Regions from separate parts of the Mus musculus genome. Here regions 1, 2, 3 and 5 are each linked to region 4. Evidence: chromatin loops called from intact Hi-C (ENCODE). Cell type or tissue: heart. All regions are shown on one strand.

Region 1 (5,000 bases), 53 kb after region 4:
AGAATGCTTAGTGCCTTGGGTGGGTTAGTCTCCTCCTCTTCCTCCTCCTCTTCCTCTTCCTCCTCTTCCTCCTCCTCCTTTCCTCCCTTCCCCTCATCTCCTCTCCCTTCCCCTCCTCTCCTCTCCCCTCCTCTCTTTCCCCCTCCCCTTCTCCCCCTCCTCCCCCTCTACTTCTTCCCCCCCATCTCTGCTTTTCCCACTCTAGGAAGCCAGAAATACCTCTGGAATGAAGCGCTACCCACCCTCTAAGTCAGTGGAAGATATTGCATTGCTGAGTGTTTTAGCTTGGCTGTGAGTACATCAGCAGGCTTCTCTCTGAAAACTGTGGGCACCCCCAAGGCAGCCTCTCCTTTGTCCGATGGTTTCTGGTCCACCCAGAGCCTCCCTATCTCTCCCAATCTTTATAGGAGGAAAATCAAAAGCAGGAGAAAAAAATAGGAAGAGAAACAGGAGGTGGGAGAAGAGGGGGAGGGAGTACCAGGAAGAAATGAAAGCAGAGGAGGGAGCAGAAGTGAGAAGGTTCGGGAGGACTGGGAAGGGTGTAAGGGAAAGGACTGGAGGAAGGGAGGAGAGGTCAGGAGAAGCTGGTGACTGGAACTGGCTCGCACTGTTCCTGCGGAGGAAATGCAGGGAGGCTCCTTTTCCGCAGCGTGCTCCCTCTCGCTCTTCCCCTGTCACTGCTGTGGGCTTGGGGTGTCAGACACTCGGGGATTCTGATCATTGAAACCCATACTCTCCCAGCCTAGCTTTAAATGATGGAAAGATACCTTGGCTCCATCTCTTTAAAGTGCCGAGATAGCCTGGGATGGACCAGTGAGGAGCACTTCCTCGGTTCTTCCCTGGAAGGCCCTCCACTTCCCGAGTGTGAATTCCATCCCGAAGATAACCTCAGTGCTTGTCTTAGGAAGGCTTAACAGGGGAAGGAAAAGCAGGGTGGAGAAATAGGGGCTGGAGTTTTACCAATATACGTTATAAGCATGTATGATATTCTCAAAATCTTTAAAAACCCACTGGCAGTGAGTGGCCCTTTCAGGATAAACTTTCCACTATTGTTAAGACCTAGGTTCGATTTCCTGTGGCTTGACTGGTCCTGAAGGCATACACCAGGCAGAAGGGGGATGGACTTGCTATCTGGGAGTCTGCCCCGGGGCCTCGTTTCTTCAGACCTCCAGACACCTGGTGTTGGGACAGGTCAGTTCTTCCCAAGCCCGCTCCACGTGGGAGCAAAGGTGGAAAGTGCCACTTCTCAGCATGTATACATCCACTGTGTGTGCTGGGCCAGGGTGTTACCCATTGTAATGGTCACAAAACCATAGCAAGAAGGTTAACCAGCCCCCAGCCCCTGCAGCAGCTCAGGGTTGCCATCATTCTTGTCTGGGCCTAAATAAGACCATTTGCTTTTATTAATTACCAGTTCATCACGGCTGCCTGGTTGCCGCCTAGCACAAGAAAGCCTTCCAGAAAAAGGCACCCAGAAGGGTGAGACCCTTAGGAAACCCTTAGGAAACCACCCAGTTCCTGACTGGACAAATCCTGTTTCCAAACCAATCATCTGGATCCCAGTTAAGACTTACAAAGCTGCAGCAGATAGGGCCCACCTCTGCCTGGCTGAGGTGTCTTGAGAAAGGCACCTAATATAGCATGTTCTCTTCATCTTAACATAGATATAAAATTTTACATTTCCCAGAAGAAAGCCTGACCCAGATCCCCACCAGCCCTTGAAGAGAGAAGGTAAAATCTACAGCAGGGGATCATCCCAGGGAGTCAAGGGGGGCTGTTCTCCGGGGAACAGTGGAAAATATTAGAAGACAAGGTAAAAGAGGAGGGAGGACATCCTGTGGGGTCCCCTTTAAGTAAGTGGCAGAAAAGGGATCTAAGCACTCAAATTAAGAACAACGATTTAGGGCTGGAGAGATGGCTCAGCAGTTAAGGGCACTGATTGCTCTTCCAGAGGTTCTGAGTTCAATTCCTAGCAACCACATGGTGGCTCACAACCATCTGTAATGGGATCCAGTGCCTTCTTCTTGTGTGTCTGAAGATAGTGACCGTGTGCTCACATACATTAAATTAATAATATTTTTTTTAAAAAACCAAAAATTTACCCACTGTTTTCTGTAGACAGTGTGACAGCCATTCTGAGTTGCATGAAGACATCTTGGGAAGGGTACTGAGAGCAACCAGGAATGTCCATCAAGGCCAACTGACAGGGGATTTATAGCCTGGAGTAGGTAGTTAGGTGGCTTGCTATCTGTGATAGCGGAGTAGAGGCCAGCATGATGACAGGCCACACTCTTATGACTCTGAGAACATTCTCAGGAGAAGCAGGAATAAGTGAGAAAGCCCTGCAGCAGCCCCGCCCCCCTGCCTCCCCAAGGGGCTCCAGGCTTCCAGGTATAGGGTTCTGGCTCTGAACTCTTTGAACTGAGTAAAGTTTTGTGGCATAGACTGGGAGATGGCAGTGTGTGTTGGGGGTGGGGTTAGATCCCAGGCCAGGCACTGTCTGCGAAGAATCAGGGTAGGACTGTAATTTTAGGCCAGGTATATGTTAGTGGGTTCATCTAGATTTAATGTAATATTAGACAAGGGGAGAAAGCCTGCCTTGGGAACTGTGGGAGGCTCATGTGCAGCCAGGGTACTAATATTTCATAAGGGCCTGGCACGTTTGCTGAATGCTTCTGGCTTACTGCCCAGCACCGAGTTTCCTGTTCATACTGTTCATACTTCCCCAGATGTGTCACTGCAGGATTAAAACCCAAGAGGCTCTGACACAGGCGTCATCAGGAGCCCACTTTCTCTGGGTCGTCTGACTAGAAGTGAGCTGTCTGTCATTCTTGTGCACGCCAGCCCAGTAATCATTTGGAGGCAAAGCAAACTGTAAGTAATGCTGTCCTGGGCTGACTTGAGGAGGCAGTTTTCGTTTTAACAGCCAGTGTTTATTTGCTCAGCAAACGTTGTCTCGGGGAGAAATGTCGCTGGATGTCATCAGAGTTCCCAGTGCCCCGAACCGTGAACAACACAAATGGTAAGATGGCTTGCTGCACTTTAGGGTTTTCTGTCTCGGTATTTTTCCTCCTTCTCGGGTATGTGGAGATGTTTACTTACACGCTGAAGAGTTATTTGGGAAGGACAAATGGAAACCGAGTAAAGATAACACTATGCTGTTCACTCAAAGGAGACACAGAATTTCTTGGTATTTTACATCCCTACGGGCACACTTTAACATTAAGAGGTGTGCATTAGCATATTAAGGTGGCCTGGAGTTAGGCTTCATTGTGTGGGAGATTCACTATGAAATGCATGGAAATTATAATCTCTAAGTACTTTTAGGACTTATTGTAGACTCCTTTGAAGCATACTGTTTGTGAGTTAACATCACTTATAATAAGCTACTTGTAATCTATCACAGTCATGGCTCTTGCACCAGTGGGGAGGGTTGTAAAGAGAAGAGCTGTTTCTGAGGTTGATTTAAAATGCCATTTTGGACCTTAGAACCAAGAAGCATCACTTCCCATCAGTGACTGCGGTATAGAGGGATGCACTCACACTAGAGGGTTCTTGGAGGAGGACAGCCTCACTAGAGGGTGTGCTGAGGGCCTTGCAAAGCTATTACCAGGAGCCACTCGTTGCAGAAGTGATCATGTACCCTACAGGCAACACACACACACACACACACACACACACACACACACACACACTTCTTTCCATAAGAGTTAAAAAGCAGCCTTGGAAAACAAGAACATGCTTTCTTTTTTGTTTTGTTTTGGACACAGAGTCTTGCTGTGTAAGCTCTCTGTTTGGAGGCTTTGTACATAGCAATAGAGAAGGTTGTGTACGCACTCAAATGAGGATTATAAACTTTGCTCTGATTTCTCATTGGACACCCTAACCTTTATAGTTCCCATCAGCCATCTTTCTGTTAATAACAACAACAACAACAAACAACAAACAACAAACAACAAACAACAACAACAACAAAGGGGACAGAATCAGAAAGAATAAAGACAGGAAATAAGGAAAAATCTGAGGGTGTGTGCGGCAAATTGAAGTTTACTGTCTTCCATTTAATTCATTAGACTCCAAATTGTTTCACACAGAACGCTAGTTTTGTGCTGTGTTGGTGAGCTTCTAGATGGTTATAACACAGGGAGGAACTCTCCCAAAGGTGCAGACAGGCAGGGACCAAAGCGTATGCCGAGTCCCAGCATGTACTTGAGGAGCAGCTGGCCCTTTGTGGGTTGTATGCTCTGTACCTGTTCTCTATGCTCACTGTAAGCACGTTGATCTGCTAGGAAGGGGCGAGAAGAGAATTACCCAGATGATCGGGGAATACTTTCTGAGATTAAGACGGTATTTCTAATAGGGTAATTCATCTTTTTTTTTTAAAAAAAAGATTTATGTTATGCATGTGAGTATACTGTCACTGTCTTCAGACACATCAGAAGAGGGCATCAGATTTCATTAAAGATGGCCTTGAGCCACCATGTGGTTGCTGGGATTTGAACTCAGGACCTCTGCAAGAGCAGATGGTTGTGCTTTTAACTGCCAAGCCATCTCTCCAGCCCCCAGGTAATTCGTCTTTAAAAGTCATTTTCAACAGCACAGACACTGGTTAAAAACTATGGGCCCACAAACCTTATTGGCGTAAGCCTGACAGTCTAATGAGTGGGAAGACATGGCAGCCATTATGAAGGAATGATGAAGGTCTGCTTCTAGAACGTGCCTTTCAAAAATCAGAGACAGTACTCGTTCGTTGTTACAAAGGTAAATCCACAGAGATGATAAAAGGTAGAGAGCAATTCTGCATCCCGGCAAGATGAATACCCTGGTGGGTCATTGCGCCTCTGTGCACCCTTCCTCTGAAGTCTGAGTAATTCAGACTGGACTTGGAGACTTCAGAGTTTTGGACTATGGGGACACAATGAAGACTGTGTAAATATTCCCAGATCAAACATTTTCTAAAATCTGAACAGTTCTGGTCCCCAGGATTTCAGATACGGGAA
Region 2 (5,000 bases), 49 kb before region 4:
GTGCCACTGGTTTTCAAAGGGTTAATTCTAAACCCAGACCCTCTTGGAATGAAGCATCCCATTGGGAAAATGTAAAGCTGAGGCCAGCAATGGCAGAAGAAAGAGTCACATGTGACGGGATATTTTTTGCAGTTAACATCGGTTGTGGAAAGAAACAGCTCTGAGTATTGAATGTTCTGTGGTATTACAGTGGCCTTGGTGAAACCATTCAAGTCTATGTGCTTTGGGGCTTTTGCCTGCTGTGTGGACCAGTGGATGGTGACATTTGGCCAATAGGTGCTAAAGCTTTACTTGAGCAGAGCTATTTGAGGAAACTAAGTTTCCTCCTAAAGAGGGGGTTAATTTCTGAGGGGTGTTTGAGAAGACAAGCAAGGCCCTGTGCTGAGAGCTTCCTGAAGATTGTGAGGTAAGGCGGCCCCTTTTCCTGCTGAGTTCTGACAATCCGTGTGTTCTATCTTGCTGTCCCCAGGGTCAAGACTGATAGTCCCGTGCAAAGTGTTTCTGGGAACTGGTACATCTTCCAACACCATTGTGTGGTGGTTGGCTAACAGCACGTTTATCTCGGCTGCTTACCCAAGAGGCCGTGTGACCGAGGGGCTACACCAGTAAGTGGGTGAGGGTCTCTGCTGTGATTTATTTTCTTCTGGAGCCGATGTCACATTCAGGGCCTGTTCACATGAAATACATACTATATAAAATATTATAATATATAATATGTATTATGTAATATATGATATAATATCAATACATATAATATTTTATAGATAATATCAATATATAATATTTTATATATAATATATATGTTGCAGTAAAAGTAACATTTAATAAAGGTATGAACTGTTAGGGATTCAGAACTTTAAAAAATTAAATTTTGCTCAACATTGTCTTAAGAACCAAGTGTTCTCTATACTTGTATGAGTTGCAGTTTGCTAGTTGACTCTTCAAACGTTTTTTTTCCTTGATTTTATTTTATTTTGTCATTGGTTATTTCATTTATTTACATTTTAAATGTTGATATTTTTTGCATGTCTGAAATATTTCAGTTGGTTCATTTCCATTTTCCACTTTGTTACACTCATGACTCTTAAAGATTTTCACCAGCTCTTGTAAACATTGTAAAGGCTTGACACAGTATCTGTACTAGACCTGTAGTCTGATATGTCTCTAGAGAGAGAGAGAGAGAGAGAGAGAGAGAGAGAGAGAGAGAGAGAGAGAGAGAACTGAATATAGACATCCATCTCCTCCTTTAGTTTTCATACTCTGAAAGCCGGAAGGGAAGGAGACAGAATCTGAAATCTCAACCACTTTGTTGTTGTTGTTGTTATTGTTTTGTTTTTTTCAAGACAGGGTTTCTCTGTGTAGCCCTGGCTGTCCTGGAACTCACTCTGTAGACCAAGCTGGCCTCGACCTCAGAAATCCGCCTGCCTCTGCCTCCCAAGTGTTGGGATTAAAGGCGTGCGCCACCACTGCCCAGCCCGGCTACTCAAGCACCTTTTAAGTAGCAGTCTTGCTACTTTGAATTAGCGTGGGCCTGGGCTTGCTACTCTTTTGGGAAAAGAGTAACAAGCATGTTTGTTTTAATGGGTACAATTACTGGATGAAAGTGCTGCATGGTGGTATAATTATTGGCTTGCAGTGTCACTGTAAGTGTCCAGTGTTAGTGGACTCACTGCTTACTTGGTCCTCCTAGTGAGCATGCTCTGAGATGCCTTTACTCCCTTGAATGGATAGTCAGGCCACCTCATTGGCTTCTGCTTACGTTACACATGGGAGTCACCCTGACTAGGACCATCCCCAAGCTGTCCAAAGCCTCTGGCCTGTGCTTGTTTCCCTATGAGGGAGGATATCCTTGAGGGCTGGAGTCCTGGAAACTCCCTCTGCCTCACCAAGTGGTGAGAAAGTCTAATTCCCCAAACTAGATTTTTCTGTTCCTACTTGATTATTGGAGGTATTTTTGATGACCCCAAAATGAAGTTTTCCAACTAAACCAAGAGGAGGGTATGTGCTTTTATTGTGACATATGTCCTGTTACAGAGGAGAGCAGCAGCAAGGACACATGGTCCTCTGGGACAGGCTAGAAAGTCTCTCAGATGAGCATTGCACACAACAACAAGTTCTGAGAATGCTTCAGAAGTTGTGGTCAGTTTAAACACAATGGATGTTTCTAATTTGAGAATGTCTGCCTGGTTATCCTGTAAAGGACAACTACTTCAGATACATACATCATGCTCTGCATACATACTTCATGCTCTGCATATGTACATCATGCTCTGCATACATACACCATACTCTGCATACATAATCGTGATCTACATATGTTATCATACTCTACATATGTTCATCATACTCTACATATGTACATCCTACTCTACATATGTACACAATGCTCTACATACATACATTATGCTCTACATATGTACATCATGCTCATATGTATATCATGCTGACTATGTATAACATAGTCAACATACATTATGTTTTACATATACACATCATGCTCTGCATACACACATACATTATGCTCTACACACATGCTCTACACACATCATGCTCTGCATACATACATCATGCTCTGAATACATATATTTTGCTCTACATCCATCCATCATGCTCTGCATACATACATACATACATCATGCTTTACATACAACATCATGCTCAATAGAGTGTTTTCTCACCCAGCCAGTACTCAGAGAATGATGAAAACTATGTGGAAGTGTCGCTGATTTTTGATCCAGTCACAAGGGAGGATCTGCATACAGATTTTAAATGTGTTGCCTCGAATCCACGGAGTTCTCAGTCACTCCATACCACAGTCAAAGAAGGTATGTATGGGGGGTGGGGGGAACTGAAAGGAAAAGGAACGCATTGAGTGCTTTCTGGGTGTTGGGTGGAAGCATGCGTATTTAGATGTCTTCTTGTAGGGCACTGAAAGCAAACATCAAACTCTGTGTGTGTGTGTGTGAGAGAGAGAGCGTTGTACATACATGTTCACACGTGTGTATTGTACATTCATGTTCATGTGTGCGTGTGTGCGCACACACACACATAGGTGTGCAGGTGAGTGTAGGGGCCATAAGTGGATGTTGGAAGTCTTCCACAATTGCTCTCAAACTTATATTTTTTTGAGACAGAGTCTCCCACTGAATGTAGAGCACATTGAATTGGCTAGACTGGCCAGGCAATACGCTCAACGATCTACCCATCTCCACTCTAGGGTTCAGGTTATAAATGTGTGCACCTGGCTTTTATGTGGCTGCTGGGAACTCAAACTGAGGTCCTCATGTTTGTTCAGCACACATTGCACAGGCTGAGATATTGCCCCAGTTGCTCCTCCTCCTCCTCACCCTCCTCCTCCTCTTCTTGGCATGTAAATGTGGTGTGTGTGCACATATATATGTGTGTTAATATGAGTGCATGTTCAGTGACCTCCCCCCCTTTCTCTGAATGTGCTTATGTGTGTATATGTATGTGAAAGCCAGAGATAGTCTTTCTCAGTCACTCCACACTTTATTTACTTAGGCAGTGTCACTCACTCTAACCCATAGCTCATCAACTGTATTAGTCTCTCTACAGCCAGCCAGCTCCAGGGTTCCCTATTTCTGTCTCATGGGTACTGGGCTTACAAGCAGGCTCTCCCATCCACATCGCATATATGTAGGACTGGGGATCTGCAGTCTGGTCCCCATGCATGTGCAGGTAAACACTTCATCTACTGAGCCACTCCATGCTCCACAAACCTCTGCTTTAAAAAGAATTATCAATAGAGTGGACATTTGGCATTGGGAGATTATACTCAGGTAAAAGTAAAAACCGAGCTGGAATAATTTTTAGTAAACATACAAACCCTTGCAGTGAGCAGAACACCGTGTCCTCCTGTCCTCTCTCTTGGAGCACCAGGGTTCGCTGAACCCACATCATCTCTAGAAGGTGATGGATCTCCTTATCTTAAACATGAAGCTGAAAATCTCTTTCCTGCTTTGTGTGGACCAGGATTTCAGGGCAGCAGGCAGCTGTAAGGTCAAAGCCATCAAATGGCAGGAAATCAGTATCGTCTACAAGGACATTTCAAAAAGAAAAAAAAAAACCTCAGTGATTAAATCTTATTGTTTAAATGCTGAGAAGGAAAGGGAGGTGCAGTTAACATAGTTTCTGCTGAGAGGGCACAGATACAATAACTTACAGACCACAGTAAACCTAGAGAGGAGTCCGAACACAGCTCTGGAGCAGTAGCCCGCAAACTGCCTTTGGGCCATAATAGTGTGCATGTCCAGGGAGGCAGCTGCAGGCATATTTAGGTTAAATTACGAAGATGATTTGTCCAAACCTCAGAATGGCAATGGATACTGAGCACATCTCCATTGCAGCTCTGAACCTTCCCAGCACCCACCTAACCCAAGCCTCTACTAGACCATAGGCACATCTCTCTGATGTCACAGGTGTCATCCTCAAAGGGCTTAGCTGTAAGAGACAAGTTTTCCAGAAATCAGTGTGCATTTATCAAGGAAAACAAACTCTGATGTTTTTCTTCCCTGTCAACCTATGGTGCCCTGTTCTGCAGGGAGGGATGCTCCGTCTCACACCCTCTCTTCCCTCTACAGTCTCTTCCACGTTCTCCTGGAGCATTGCGCTGGCACCTCTGTCTCTGATCATCTTGGTTGTGGGGGCAATATGGATGCGCAGACGGTGTAAACGCAGGGCTGGAAAGACATATGGACTGACCAAGCTACGGACTGACAACCAGGACTTCCCTTCCAGCCCAAACTAAATAAAGGAAATGAAATAATACGAGAGTGACCCATGTGGTTTCTTATGGGGGTGGGGTGGGGTAGGGTGGGGTGGGGTGGCTGTACTGCTTGAAAGGTTCTGTGTTTTGCTGTGTTGTTTAGCAAAGCTCTTCATTTGTAGCTGAGGTTGGAATCTTATGCTCTACTCTTCTCTGAAAATTAGTTCTGGGAGAAAATGTGGAGGGGAGTATGAACAACACTGCCCTTTGTGAC
Region 3 (5,000 bases), 100 kb after region 4:
GCTGGTAGTTCTGTACAGCTGTTTCTCTAGTGGTTCCCATGGTTAGAATGTCTATATGTGACACTGCCTGTTACTAATCTCTGTAGAATCGACACCAGTTAGATCATGTGTCCCCACCCTCTCCTTTCTGAGACTAGTAAATTCCTAGGCCCATGGACTTTTTAGAAGTTGGTGTCAGATGCTCTATCTTATCCTGAGGGTTTGAGCTTGTGGCCTTGATGCTTCCATTTCTCATAACCGGGAATCAGGAATTGATAAGGGACAGCATCACTTAGACATTCAGGACAAAGGCTGAAGGGGAAATGAAATGTGAACACCCACCCTGGAACTACAACGTAGCTTATCTTGAGGTCTACTTCTCTGATGCCTCTTCATTTTCCCTTGAAGAGATCTCGGAGGCGACCTTCCTTCCCGTTTAGCGACACACTCACCTTTGTGTCAATATAAAAACAACTCCTTGGCTGGATCTCTTTGGGGAAGACTGATGAACACAGTGGGAGAGACTCAAGTTCCTGCGTGTCTGTAGATTTCCTTGGAAATGCGCCCACTCTGGTTTCACAAGCACAGGTTCCTGTAAGTACAGAATTGTACAGTGGTTTCTATAGTCAATGGTTTTGCGGCCTCATGCGGTCCTTTCTGCCTTCCCTGTCACACTGACATTTTTGATTCTAAGGCTGTCAACTATTGACTAGATAGTTGAATGTGTATATAACCAAGGTACACCCGGGGAGCACCGCCATCTTCATTGGTGGATTTAGTTTAATACCGAATCCCACTCTTTACATTTCTATCCATTTCCAGTAGACATGTAGGCTGTGGCACTTCATAAGCTGGGGTATATGTTTAAACTCTCATTTTTTCTCAATTATGACAAAATTAATAGGAGCTGAATTTTCTAAATGTTTCTCTGTACGTTGTCTATACATGCAGACACATCTCTGGGGGAAAGGTTACAGATGTGTTACAAATGCTGGAGGACTATGAGGCATTGCTTTGGATGGTAGGCATGTAGGGATGAGGACAGAAATGTGGAATGTGTGTGCTGTGGTTTGAGTGTGGTCAGAAGAGTTCACAGGTGGGAGACATAATCTCCAGTACAGTTGTGTGAGGCAAACCTCAGAGACAATTAGGTCTCGAAGGCCCTGTTCCTAGGAATGGATTAATGTCAGTATTGGGACGTGAGATCATTCTCACAGGAATGGGGGTTTTACAGGAGTGAGTTCAACCCTCTCCTGCTTGCTCATTCTTGCCCTTTCTTGCCCTTCCACATTCTGCTTTCCACATTCTTCCATGGATGATACATCACGTGTGCGAATACACACACACACACACACACACACACACACACAGACATACACACACACACACAGACACACACACACCACACACAGACACACACACACAGATACAGTGCTGGCACCATGATCTCAGACCCCAGAACTACGAGCCAAATTAATTTCTGTTCATTATAAGTTGCTTGCTGTCAAGCAGTTTGTCATAGCAGTTATATAGGTAGGTAGGTAGATAGATTAGAAATAGATGATACATTAGAGATAGATGATAGATAAATGAAAGATAGATGGTAGATTATAGATACATGATAGATTAGAAATAGATGATAGATGAAAGAAAGATAAATGGTATATTATAGATAGATGATAAATGATAGATAGATAAATGATAGATGGGTAGACAATAGATAGATGAATAGATAGATGACAGACTAAACATGGTTAAGATTTCCTTTACACATTTCAGACTTGGAAGTTGGCTCCAACAGATCCCTGGGAGGAGGAGGAGGAACTTACTCTTGATTTAGACTCGCCCTCTGGGTTTCTATTGAGGTTCGACTTCCTTAGAATTTCCTCTAGAATTCCCCCAAGTCCATGATTTGTACAGGTCCACTTTGCAGCTCACCAGAATGTCCCCTGTCAGAAAACAAGTCTATAAGACCTAAAGGATAGGCCCACTAGAGATTGGACTGCCGGCACTTGCCTCTTGATTATGCTTCAGGGTCTTGGGTACCCAGTAATTCTTTACCCAACTCCCCAGACTCCCATTCAATGGCTGCCAAAGACTGTCTTGGGTGCCTTGGGGGACTTCACTCTAATATGTCTGCCACGGAGTCCTGTCAGGGTTGTATAGAGGGGAATGTAGCTATATGTATGGATTAGGGTGTCAGCTGGAGATACACTAAGATCCCCTTATAATGTGGAAAGAGCTGGCTGAAGACAGGGTTTGGGGGTAACTATGGGCTACTGTTGTGCCTGCTCTAGGCAGATCCTACCATAGGGCCAGCACAGCCTGTCTTTGCACACTGAGTTCCCAGGCCCAGGACAGGCTTTCCTCAGCAGCACTTAGGAGCTTCCTCTGAGGTGGACCCACACAATGGGTGTCTGCAGTACATCTCACAGCGCCCTGCCTAGCTTCTGTTCTGGAAGGCAGGGTTCTCAGTGTTGGGGGAATTCCTCAGGAAGAGGAAGAGAATTCTTCAAGTTCATGGGAAATTTCTCATTCATAAGAAACTCTCTAATAAATTCAGTATGGCCACATACAAGAAGAATACTCTCTTCAGGTCTGACCGTGCCTTGAGTACTATGTCGGGGCCCACGACTGTCACTTCCCTTGTTCCTTCACTGGGCAAGGTAGCTCTTGCAGAATGATAGAAAGGCATTGCCTCTTTCCCTTCTGACCCTGGGATGAGGGCCAGCTCCCTCCCACTTGCTGCTAGCTTGTCCATCCTTCGCAGCTTTTGTCCTGGCCACCACCCTTCTGAGAAGGGGCTTTTGTTGGAAGTCAGTAATTGTCAAACTGATTCTTGTTCTTACTTTCTATTTTTTTCCCTCCATACTTTACTTCACATTGGTGCATCTCAATCCGAGTCTAGCGCTATGTTAGGCTGCATCTGTTGCTGTAACAGAACACTGGAATCTGGATGATCTGTAAGCCATAGTTTATTTAGTGTAGATGGCTGCATCTACTGAGGGGCTTGTGAGGTTTCCTAACAGCAGACACAGGGAAAGACAGGTGGGTGCTTGTGGAAGAGACTAAGAGGTAGCCTGGCTTTGTAACAGCCTGCTCATGTGGACTTCAAAGATGGTGGGTGAGGGATTCCTTCCATCCCCCCATCTGTCTTCCACTAGTACTTATCATGCACCTGGCCCATGTACACTGTGGAACACAGCTCCCTGCTCACAGGGATATGGGTGCAGGCTGAGCCTCTCCTGCTTTCTCCCATCTCACGGGGGGAGCTGCCTGAAACATCTGAGGCACCTGCATGTTGTACCCTGAGATGCTGTGTAACTTGCCCCTGGCTCTGGGGAAGGGGTGTGTGTGTGTGAATGCCCAAGGCCAGAGTCTGATTGGTTACCTCAGAGCCATCACAGGTCTCTGTGATGTTAGGGAAGGATAGACGAGATGCATGCTGGGGCAGAGTAGCACAGGTACTTAGGAGCAGCTGCCAAGACACTAGCTGTGAAGTGAGAATTTACTTCATACTGATGCTTTTCAATCTGAGTCTAGCGCTCCAATAGGCTGCATCTGTTGCTGTAACAGAACACTGGAATTTGGATAATATGTATCCATCCCCAGAGTCAAGACAGAGATGGGGGTGAGCCAGGTGCTCTGAGCTAGAGACTGAAGTATCCTTCTTTTTAAATACATAAGGAGAGCTCCTGGCTTGGGCAGTGTTTCTCAGGAAGAGTTATGATGTAGCTTCAGTGTTGGTGGTCCAATCATGAGTAAGAAGCGGAAAGAGTGAAGCCATTTAAAGGGGGTTTCAGGTGGAAAGCAGAGTAGGCTAGGGTGAATGGGGAGTCTTCTTTGTAGAAGGTCCCCGATGCACGTAATTCCATCTTGCCTGCTTCACATTTTGTGAGCCTCCCTGTGGTATGTTCTCGGTGGTTTCCATCAGCTAAAGTCATTTTTGAGGCTCCTGGGGAGTGAGGGGGAGGAGCTCCTGCCTGTTCTCTTTGACTTTGCACTGTAATGTGTCCAATGATGAGGACGGTGAGCCACTGTGCCCCCGAACAGTGAGTGTGATGCTGAGTTCTACCTCCTGAGTCCAGCGTGACTCATAGTTAGGATTGAGTGTATTTAGTCTACCGCAAATGCTTAGCGTTGGTTTGGTCAGTCTGTTTTAGTGGAGGACATTAAAAGGTCCCCACCAGCTCTTAATAGGAATACGGAAATGACTCAGACATGGAAAAAATAAAGACTCCAAGATGCTAGAGGAAACTGCAGAAATAAACAATGCCTGGAGAGATTCCTACGGCACACACCAGCAAGGCAACTGCACACAGCTCTTTGGAAGTTATTTTAAATTCTGAATATGGGAAGTGGGCATATGGATGTTTGGTTTAAGGAAAAAAAACACTTTTTTTCAAAGAAGCTAATGTGCCTGCTCTTCAAAGGGACTTTTCCAAGTTTTTTCTTTGGGCGTGTGGCAAAGCCTTACTTAGCCTAGTATTTCGTCAGTACTGAGAGACAGTCATCCCCAGAGGGATTTTTATCAATTTCTGAGTCCCTCTGACAAAACACATGGTGCATGCATTTAACCCACTTAACCCTTTGTGTGTCAAATTCTGACTCCTTTGCCTTCTTGTCCTAAATCCTAAAGGACCGTGGTACATTGAGCTCTGTTTGACTTTGTCATGACTGGATAACCCCTTTAGACTTGTCCTGAGGTGCTGGTGGCCCTAGGGCCCTTTCCACCTGTCCGTTCAAAAAGTCTATGCTCTTCTTCCCCAGGTAGACACGTCCCTTAAAGATGCTCACTTCCTCACGAGCAGCAGGACCATTCCTATAAGAAGCAGCCAGAATTCTTCAAGGTAATAGGCTGGATTACCATGGGGCCTTTTCTCAGGGGTGATTGGAGCCTGTCTCCTTTCAGCCACATATAGTCTTTGGATAGTTCCCCTTCTATCAAAGGTGTTTGCTGGCCACATATTTCTGGGGGCATAGTTGTTTGTTGTAGCCCACCAATTCTTGTTTTTGTTTTT
Region 4 (5,000 bases):
ACCACCAGAAATTCCTGCTCCCTACTCTTGTATAGGCAGGACTATGTATTTTTGGAGCCAAACTTCCCCTGTCTTCAGGAGTTCTTCTGGGTTTACGCCTGAAAGATCATCACAGTTGTGTTTGTTGACCCTTGACTGTTGACATTGGAAGGAGGGGTGTGGAGGGTCACAGATCCTTACTAGAGTATCCAGACCACCTCCTCAGGCAGCTGTATGCAATTCTTCCCTAACTACAAGAGGCTGTGGAGTCTCTGAGAAGGAATAGAGCAGCTGTTCTCAACCCATGGGTTGTGACTCCTTTGGCAAACTTCTGTCTCCAAAAATATTTACACTGTGACTCCTAACAGTAACAAAATTGCAGTTATAAAGTAGCAAAATGATAATGTTATTGATGGGGATCACCACAGGATGGGAAACTGTATTGAAGGGTCACAGCTTAAGGAAGGACGAGAACCAATGCTGTAGAGGTTGTAGGTGAGGAAGAATCATAGGAGAGGACGCCATCTCCACAGCTCTGGTGGAATCCTCTATCATGCTGGTTGCAGATCTTCCAGGATGGCTGTTTTAAGGCCACCTGTGCTCCTATCCATTGACACATTGCCCTGTAAAAGAGCCCAACACACTCATTAATTTTCCAAGGAAAACTTTGGTGGAATTTTACCTTGGTTTGTTAAGACTCCAGGAGGAGGGAAGAGATGGTGTTTATGACCCCAAAAGAGAAGACTATAGAAATACCCACTCAACATTCAATACTTGATTTCACTCCCAGAGGGCTTATCTTGCCCCTATTTGAGGCTCCCGAGGAATACTCTCTGCATCAGGGACCCCTACCAAGTCTGCTGCAACTGTTCATTTCAGAATATCAGTCTGGAAAGTGGTGACTTGGTAGCCTCGCTTCCAGTCAGTTGTCCAAAGGATAGGGAGGCCTACTTAAGCAGACAGGTGGGCTGCAGTGTTTTCTCTTGTTATAAAGGGACCTATGAAATATGTATATGTATATATACACTCATATATATGTATATAATCATTGTGTATGTCTATACACACACACATATATACATATATATCATGAATATATCCAAATACACACACACACGCACGCACGCATGCACGCACGCACGCCTGTGTGTTTGTGTGTGTGTGTGTGTGTGTGTGTGTGTGTTTGGATATATAACATGGTGCTTTTCCTAGAATCTCTTGCTCAATACCCAAACTGCACATGTTCAAAGACATTAGATGAAATGGTTTATTAATTCTATAAAACACACACACACACACACACACACATATATGCATGTATATATACATATGTATATATAAATATAAATAATTTATCTTCTCATACTATTTCAAACATCTCTTGAATATCCATACTATGTAAGAGGATATAGTACTGTATAGATAATCATGTTTAAGAAATGAGAAGAAAAAATTATCTGTACATACCTTGTACAGATACAGTTTTTCTATCAATGTTTTTCTTGTGTGGGAATTGAACCCAGACTCTTGTAGACTGTGGGCCTGGGTACCAGAGGTTTTCCACGGAGATCTCTGTCCAGGCTGGGTGTGAGGGTTCCAGAGAAGGGGAGTGGTGCAGACAGGGAGAAGTCTTTACCACACCTTCCAGGTCTCTCGGTAACTCCAAGCCTCTCTGAACTGAGTCAGACTGGGCTGTGCCTACGAAAAGCCAACTATCCAGTGAAGAGTGCCATCTGGGGCCTCAGGTGGCTCTTCAGGAGAGAAGATCTCTGCCAAAGTATTACATACAGCTCTTGGAACAAAAGGCTCAGACGAAGGAGTAGTTCTTGTGTACCTTTAATCCCCTGGATAGGATTTATATACAGTTCTGGGGTGATTCAGGGTTTGACAGCAGGTACCTCTCATTGGCTTGGACTGAGTTTGGGGGGAAACTTTATTTGCATGTGGGAAGGCTTGGTACTGTTCCTTCAAGGCTGATAGCCACGCCTCTCCTGTGGGGTCTGTGGGGGCTGTGGGGGCGGTAACTTCGACAGGTGCCAGGGGTCCAGGAGACATGGCCGAACACCTACCGTCCTATGTAGGTGGGAATTACCACCCATCAGGTTCTACCAGGGTTCAAGATCTAGCCTTGATGGAAGCCAGGCTGTCTGTGCGTAGCCCACAGTAGAAGCTAAGCAGGTTCTTGATGCTGAGATACATTCCAAGACCTTTCTTCTAATATTTTAAAATATGATATTGACAAATCTGCAGGTGCAGAACTTGGTTGAAAAGGGCCAGTTGATCATTGCATCTATAGCATACAGCATATATAAATACATTGTATACATAATATGCTTCTTGATTCACATATATAGTTATGTATTCATAATATACTCCTTGAATCACAATGTCTTGAGTATTTGCCCTTGGGCTCTATAGACTGAGTCTGTTTACCTTGGTGCTATATCAAAATGGATAGGCATAATTATCTCATATGGAGGTAGTCACTTTTCAATGACAATGAGATTACTAGCTATTATTTCTTCTGTCTCAGAAGGGTTATTTGATTTATTTATCTGAGGTTATTCAGTTAGTAAGTAACAAAGTGGGAATTTTCAACTTGGAAAAAAACTGTCAATGACATACTTCATTTTTGGCCCTGGAAATAGATGTGGCTTCTGGTCCTCAGCCTCTGCAGGAGATGCTCTCATTCCAGAGCCACCAGGCAGTACTGGGACCCTCCGGTCTCATGAGCTCACTGGGATTTCTGCCAAGATCTCTTAATTATTAAAGTTTTGCGTGAGAACACAGCAGCCAGGCGCTCATGCCTTTCAGAGCCTTTCCTGTATGGACTCCCTGTTTCAGACATTTCTTGGTAGCTGGCAAGCATCCCTCTGGAAATGGAGACTTCCTCCTAGATTTCAGCTTGTGAGCTTGTAGATCACACCACAGTTATCAGCGCTTCAGTTTGCAGTGGCTGCCTCCTGCCTCCTCATGACTCATCCTGGAGAGCAATCTCAACTTACGGAGAAGCACCATTTAGGAATGTGCTGCTCTGTGCAGTTTCCAGGAACCAGTGGCTCAACACCAGGCTTCGGAAATTTGTGACAACATATTTGCATACTGCATTTTTTTTAAATAAATACGATTTTTATAAATCCTTTGAGAATTTCACTCGGTGTCCATTGATCATATTCACCTCTCCTCCAACTCCTCCCAAAGCCACCTCATTCACTTTCCTACCCACCCAACGCTGACTATTCACCCCTCCCCCCAATTAAGTTCAGTTTGCTCCCCAAACACTAGGGAGTCCAGCCTTCCCTGAAGAGTGGGTGACCTACCAGGGGTCTCATCATGAATAGCCGTTCCTTCCCAAAGAAGCTATCAGATTCGGCAACTCCTCCGCTAGGGTGGGATTGCCTGCTCACCTCTCCTGGTTCATGCTGGGATTTTTTTTTTTTTTTGCTTGTCTGAAGCCTGTGCAGACCTTATGCATAGGTGCATAGGTGAATTCATCCTGTAACTGCCTGATTTGGTTATTTCTGTAAAATACTGTTTCCTTGAAGTTATCGACCACCTCTGTCTCTTTGAATCTTTCCAAACCCTCTTCCATGAGGAAGTCACTAGTAATGTTAGTTACTAGCAGGCAAGGGATGTGATTTGTACATTCTATTCAAGCCTGACCTCTTCCAAGTCTCTTGTTCTCTGCAGACTGATCAATTTGGGCTAGCTGCCCTCTACTGACCTCTTAGGGAGTCATTTGTAGTCATATATACTATGATTTCTTAGCAGAAAATAGAATTGGTTTCTCTCCCAAGGCCTGGAGCTTATTTAGCTGCAGATTCTTGGATACTTTGGTCAGGCTCAGGGGTGGGTTCTATCTCATGGAGTGGGCCTTAGAGTCAATCAGAAAATGATTGGTTACTCCTGTATCATTCATGCCACGATTGGACCTGTGAGGATATGTATTCTTAGACAGGGCTCATGTTGACATTCAATCTTTCCTACACATTGGCATGTCTATTAGTAACAGTTAATTTGTGGGCAGGGGCAAGACTGCAGCTAAAATGTCAAACCTAAACGATTGATGTCAAATCTTAAGATTCCCAGTTCCTTTGCTGTGGATGGGGATAATAGTGGTATAGCCAGGCATCCACCCTTCCATAAATATTAGCGGTTGGACCCACTCAGATACCCATAGTCAATGAATGATCAAGTTCCTTAGAGAAAGAAAAGTGTTTGGGTAGACTCTGCGAGTATTGTATTGTCTTGACTCCTTCAATGATTCCCTTTGACCTGAGAGTTGTAAGCTCAAATGAATCCTTTCCTCAATAAATTGCTTTTGGTCATTGTATGTCATCACAGCAGTAGACAGCCTGACTGAGATACAATTATGCCCACATATAGAGTGTACATGTGCATGTGTCAGGAGACCTGCTCTTTAGAGGAAGCTAGTCCTCATGGTCTGGCCCCACTTATCTCTTCTTTTACACAAAGGAAACAGGTCCAGAAAGGCGGAATAATTTGCCCAAGGTCCCAGTGAAGTGGCTGCTCAAACCTGGGTCTGAAGTGTTTCAACCCATAGACTCCTTCCAGATTCCACATCCTCGGGGCCCTGAGAAGATGGCTACCTAGAAGACAGCCAGCCTAGGAAAATAGCTGATACATTTTAAACAATCAGTTGCCTGATGAGTGGGCAGACCCTAAGTGGCTGGGGAATCTGTTTCCCTTTCTCTTCCTGACAGTGTGAGTGAGACCAGCTATTATTTTCCAACAGATAAACCTGAACTGTTTTAACTCAGGAAGTTTGAAGTTTCCCTTTCTCTTCTTAATTAGTGCCTCGCTTTCTGCGATCTCTAAAGCGGAGAGCCTGTCCCTCCAGAGAAGGGATGGCAGCTTCTTCAAGGCTCAGAGGTTTCTGCCTCTGTTTCAGACACTGCCCAACTGTGGACCTACACTCCCAAGAGTATCTGGTCCCCATTGTATTAGGCAGTCTCCTCAGCAGGAGCTAAAGCCACCAGAGTGGAGTGTGGGATATGTGG
Region 5 (5,000 bases), 95 kb after region 4:
TGCTCCTGGATCTGGTCCTTTAAAAACGTCTAAGTCAGCATGCAGCTGCTGGTGTGTCCATCGGCATGCAGACATGAGCATAGCTATCTTTGATGCTGTCCCATTCACCGTCAAATCATGAACCAGCCTGGGAGCCTTTTGATGGATAAATGGATAAAGGAAGTGTAGCATATACATTAAATAGAGTATTATTTAGTTCTAAGGAATTAAATACAGCCGATATTAAATCCCACCTTTTTAGGACAGTGCATAGACCTGCTAATAATTGTGTAAAGTAATGACCTAGAATGGAGACTGTTAGAGATGAAGAAGCAGGAGGGGGATAATAGGGGTGGATATGATCAAACTGTATGGGTGTTCGAAATGCCACTTCTAACCTGTGCATAATCACGTCTCATAATCACTGCTCATGGTTAATAGGCAGTAAGACAAGGCACGCAGATGGGGACTACCACAGTATACACCTGTCCAGACAGCCTTGAGACTTGGTCTGTCTGCATCATGATGAGAGCTGTGCAGCAGAGTCGCCTGGAAGCTTTGAAAAACCCCGACACCAGGCAGCCCTCAGTGACTATGACATGGCAATTCTGGCTTCTAAGGGGGTCAAATCTTCTGTGGATGTGAGTTAGAAGTACTCAAGGCTGTGAGAACAGCCTCTGGAATACAGACCCATGGGACAGGGCTAGGGCAGGGTTAGGGATAAGGCACCAGTTCCTTGCCAGACTTAAGCCTGCCTTTCGGAGGCAAAGGAGCAGTCCAAACCTTTGGAAATGAGTGAGGACCTTCTGCCCTGCTAGGCCACAGGTGGCATCTATGATATACCATTGATGCTGCCCCTTTAAGCTTTCTACCATCTCAGAGTTTCCCCCGGGGTTACTTCAACCTTGGGTTTCTAGGCTGCATACGCGAATAAGGCAGGAAATTCAAGGCCTGTCCACGCTGGAAGGCATGCAGGAAATGGCCATGTGCTCTATCTAGAGGTATTAAGCAATCACTGTTTCTTTGCAGTTGTATTGCAGGGTGGTGCATTATATGTGGAAGAAGCTGGGGGGTGAGGGTAGGGAGCACGGAATGGTTGGTGCTATTTCCAGGACCACAATGTCCTCCTTGCACCCTGTCCTAAAATTTGGCTATTCTTGATTTTTTTTTTCATGTGCTTTCTGAGAACTCTGGAATTCTCCTTTGCAGAGCAAATCCTACAATTAATTGGGATATGATAAGGGGACCTGTTTTTCAGCCTGGTGGACAGCAGTAAAGCAACCAAGTAAAAAGCCTATGAACTATCAACTCTTCACCAGAGCTCTTTAACTCCTCCTACCTATAAAGGCTGCGGGCCTTTATACCAAAAGAGGAAATCAAGGTATTGCAAACTTAATGACTCGGCTAAGTGCTCAAAGCCAGTTCGAGGCACACAGTACTGGGCTCCAGTTGTGCTGAGCACAGAACTGTGTTTTCCTCAGGATCTGATACCCCATGGGTCACCAGCTCGGTTCTTGTTAGGTGGCACAATCTGGTTGCGATGTAGACGTGAGTTGACCCATCTAATTTTGGTTTGGGTGGGAACACAGAGGCTGCTCAGAGGAGCCAAGCCATCTGGGAATCAGAGCCATTCTTCCTGGAATCTGGGACATCTGGCAAGGATGCAGGGATTTTGGAATGCCCCCAAGGAGATGCAGTGACCCTCCAAATGCCCCCAAGGAGATGCAGAGACCCTCCATTGCCTCCACCCCCGGAGGGATACAGAGACCCTGGAATGTTCTGCGTGGATGTAGATATTCTGGGATGTGGGGCAGAAACTCCACAACCCAACCTATCCGGCTCCCAGGGCGGGGCATTGGCACTGGGCCAGCTAGCTCCGAGCCCGAGGCTGAGGACGCTGGCCTGCAGTCTCCGCCCGCTGCACGCCCCCGCGGGCGGCTCAGAGTGGGAGCAGCGTGCTGCTCAGAAGGTCTTAGCTGGTGCGGGGTTCCAGGAGCCGCCTGGGAGCGCGGCGCCCACCTAGAAGGGCGGGAGCCCAGCTGGTGCCCGCCTGCCCCAGAGCGGAAGGAATGTGACCCCCGAGCGAGCGCGGAGCAGCCCTTGAGCGGCTCCCAGGGCTCCGGTTGCTCCCGGCCTGAACGGGTTTAGTTCGGAGCTGCTGGATTGTTGAACATCGCCACTGGGGCACCCGGGCACGCCCAGGTAGGAGAAAACTAGAGAGTTCCTGAAATAGGGTCGCAAGGCCTCAGAGCTGCCTTGACCCAGACAAATGCCTTTCTTAAGTTACTCCCAGTAGCCAGCAGGTCAGCGTTCTCTGTGGATGTAGGATAAAGGTAGTGACAGTTTAGTCCTCCCCCTTTCTGGTGTGTGTGTGTGTGTGTGTGTGTGTGTGTGTTGGGAACTTGCCCAACTCTTTAAGTTTGCTCTAGGTAGATGAGTCTCCCTTGAGTAAATTGCTCCCAGGCCTTGAAATTGGGCCAAATGCAACTAACTTGTTCAGGAGTGTCCCTCTTAGAGGTTTGGGCTCAGAAGAGAGGTCTTAATGAGGCAAGAAGTGGATTCCTTAATGCCCCTGATGAGATGTCTCCTCTCTCCAGACAGGTCGATACTGGGGAATGTAGATGCATTATTTACAAAACCACACAGCACTTGGCTGTTTATAGGGCCCCTTATTCTTACCGCCCTTTCTCCTCCCAGAAGTCCTGTAGGTGAGATGCCAAGGTCACCTTGCTTTATATCAGAAGCTTAGCGGCTATCTTTTCTGAGGATTGGCACCCTCTGAGCTTCAGATCCCCTTGGGGAGACCGGGTGAGTGAGAGCGGCTGCCAGGGAAGGCAGGTAGACTCATCTTCCCACCAGGCTAGCTCTCTGTACTGCTTCCGATGTTCACCAGCTGGGAGCATCCCATCTTTCTGACCCCAAGGAACAGCCTAGGAACTGAGACAACAGAATCTAATCAGTTGGGCTACTTGGGCCATGATAAAGAAGAGATGAAGTCTATCTGTCATTGGAATTGGTGCCCGAGTCATCCTCACTTAATAGTAGTCTTCTGGGTGGTGGATATCCCACATGGAATCCCATGGCTGTGAGCTCCAGGAGCTGGTGCTGGTGACAAGTACTACCTCTTCCCCCTCTTAACTTACCAAGCAGCTGCTGGCATCCTTTTCTATTTTGATCTCTTCTAATTTCTTAATATCCTACCCATTATCTAATTTAATTATATATACACACATCTTAAACTAGCTTCTGACCTAAGTGGAAACATCGTGGGCTGGCTCCCATTCTGGTGCATAGTATTTACTTGCCAGTAGGCTCAGTCTTGGGTGGCCATTTGTTCTAAATTCTCACACAGCCTTGGCTCTGCTGAAGCCCCATGCTGTGATGTGGCAGGAGAGTGCTCTTCCTACTCCCGAGGCTTGTAACATGTAACATCTTCCGCTGAATCTCCATCCCAGTGAGACCGCTTAGCATTAGCTTTCCTCATTCTACCAAACCAATAGTCACTGAACGCGACTATGTCCCAGGCACTGGGGGAAGTATGAGGGAAAGTGAAGGAACTAAATGAAAATCCCCGTCTTCTCATGCATAGGCCCTCTTGGCAAGTCATAGACTACCAGAAGGCTCCCCCCCCCCCGCCCCCCAGAAGAGTACTTTGAAATTTACCTCTTTGCAAAGCCTGTGGGTCTGGCTGCCCTGTAGGACACAGTAGAGAGGGCGGGGAGACAGTAGTCATACATGTAGCTCAGTGGTTTTCTAAGGAAGAGCAGGGATTCTGAGATATACTCGCAGGCCAGCTGTGCAAGAGAACCAGGATGGATTGGAAACCTGCGGATGGGAGGGACCAGCAGGGAGTGTCTACTCACCTGCAGTCAGAGATACTATAGAGGGAACAGCTTGTTGGTGAGCCAGGCCATTGCAGTGGGACAGCCATTGCATACAGTACGGGGAAGAGCATAGATCCTCAAGAGTCTGAGTCTGTACGGTGGATCTATTGTGAACCTGCCACTTCAAAGCAGAGAGGTTATCAGGACCCTGACTCATTGGCCATGACCTGCCCCGTGTGTTGTTCTTAAATGTGCTGGCACTTGATCTGCATCTCCCTCTCTCTGTGGTTGCGGCATGGTTAGTGCTACAGGAGAAGGACCTGCAGAGTTAGCAACCTCACTCTCCTCTGCTTGCTTGCCTGCTGGGGCCTCCGGAAGCACCATATTCCTAGCCAGACCCGGTGCAAGAGTGGGCAGAGGGGCCCTGCCAAAGAGAACTGTCACTAAGCGTGGAGAGTCACTGGAGATTTTTCCAAGTCCCCTGTCCCTTTGGTTTCCAAACTGTCTCTTCCTCCTGTGTGTCCTTTGGCATACATATGACCAAATGATTGAGGCATTTTTCTATCTCACCTGTTTTGTGAGGGATTTATAAGATGTCATAAATTAAAAAAGAGTGAGAAAAAATGGAATGTCAAAAATGACCCGGAAAGCCCCAGCTGTCAGTGTCTTCAAGGTAAATGTAAAATACTCGAGAAAATAAAACTGATGTAAAGTCAGGTAGAAACTTGTATTTGGTTTTGATTAAAGGGGCAGGAAGAGCAAGACGTAGGCCTCTGAAGTTACCCGTTCTGCAAGCACAGGTTAGGAACCACAGCACAGCTTCCAGCTGACAGAAAGGCTCTCCAGAGCCTGGCTCTGCATGTCTGGCCACCTCAACTCAAAAACCCAGGTCACCTAAAAGTATAGCAGTGGCTCCCAGGGGGATGAAGTGAAAGATGAGCCGCTGTCCCTTTCAGTCAAAGAATCTTACCCTGTCGATTACCCAACACTTTTGTGTACATATTTTTAAACAACCTGTTTGCAGATCCAAATTTATATCATAAAACTTAGCTGTTCTACCATTTTTAAACAGCAGTATGGTGTTTAAATGTAAAGAAGACATAAAAGCACTTTTATTAAACTCACTTATTTCAGCATGTCAGTTCTTAGGGTAAGGCTATGCAGCATTTTATATAAGTTGACCAGAGAGAATAGCAT

What was found. A loop is a pair of places that touch in the nucleus more often than their neighbours do. Peaks named below come from ENCODE experiments on the same cell type or tissue, not always from the same donor. Only the 100,000 strongest peaks of a DNase experiment are listed, where the experiment ranks them.
Region 1: a loop joins it to region 4, with 2.4 times the contacts of the local background. A loop is called at or near these places in 8 of 42 quality-filtered maps.
Region 2: it touches region 4 in a loop (2.1-fold over the local background); 9 of 42 quality-filtered maps call a loop at or near these places.
Region 3: it touches region 4 in a loop (1.9-fold over the local background); 6 of 42 quality-filtered maps call a loop at or near these places.
Region 5: a loop joins it to region 4, with 1.8 times the contacts of the local background. A loop is called at or near these places in 6 of 42 quality-filtered maps.

What each region holds. Positions count from the first base shown.
Region 1 is chr1:40,222,285-40,227,284 of GRCm38, forward strand. It overlaps a transcript of Il1r1 not described here. Among named protein-coding and RNA genes, the nearest start is that of Il1r1, 42 kb to the right of the region's middle. In heart, no CTCF peak of the experiment used is centred here; DNase peaks (open chromatin) are centred at 627, 1,507 and 2,697; H3K4me3 peaks cover 546 bases; H3K27ac peaks cover 1,930 bases.
Region 2 is chr1:40,120,440-40,125,439 of GRCm38, forward strand. It overlaps Il1r2 (interleukin 1 receptor, type II), which reads left to right. Exons shown (of 9, transcript NM_010555.5): 7 at 470-605; 8 at 2,683-2,825; 9 at 4,602-4,791. The coding sequence ends at 4,768. Among named protein-coding and RNA genes, the nearest start is that of Gm35741, 26 kb to the right of the region's middle. In heart, no CTCF peak of the experiment used is centred here; no DNase peak of the experiment used is centred here.
Region 3 is chr1:40,271,349-40,276,348 of GRCm38, forward strand. All of the region lies in intron 1 of Il1r1 (interleukin 1 receptor, type I), which reads left to right. Among named protein-coding and RNA genes, the nearest start is that of Il1r1, 7.3 kb to the left of the region's middle. In heart, no CTCF peak of the experiment used is centred here; a DNase peak (open chromatin) is centred at 2,343.
Region 4 is chr1:40,169,244-40,174,243 of GRCm38, forward strand. No RefSeq gene overlaps it. Among named protein-coding and RNA genes, the nearest start is that of Gm35741, 23 kb to the left of the region's middle. In heart, no CTCF peak of the experiment used is centred here; a DNase peak (open chromatin) is centred at 2,838; H3K27ac peaks cover 864 bases.
Region 5 is chr1:40,264,701-40,269,700 of GRCm38, forward strand. It overlaps Il1r1 (interleukin 1 receptor, type I), which reads left to right and starts at 1,886. Exons shown (of 11, transcript NM_001123382.1): 1 at 1,886-2,181. In heart, a CTCF peak has its summit at 1,952; DNase peaks (open chromatin) are centred at 801 and 1,851; H3K4me3 peaks cover 1,348 bases; H3K27ac peaks cover 1,816 bases.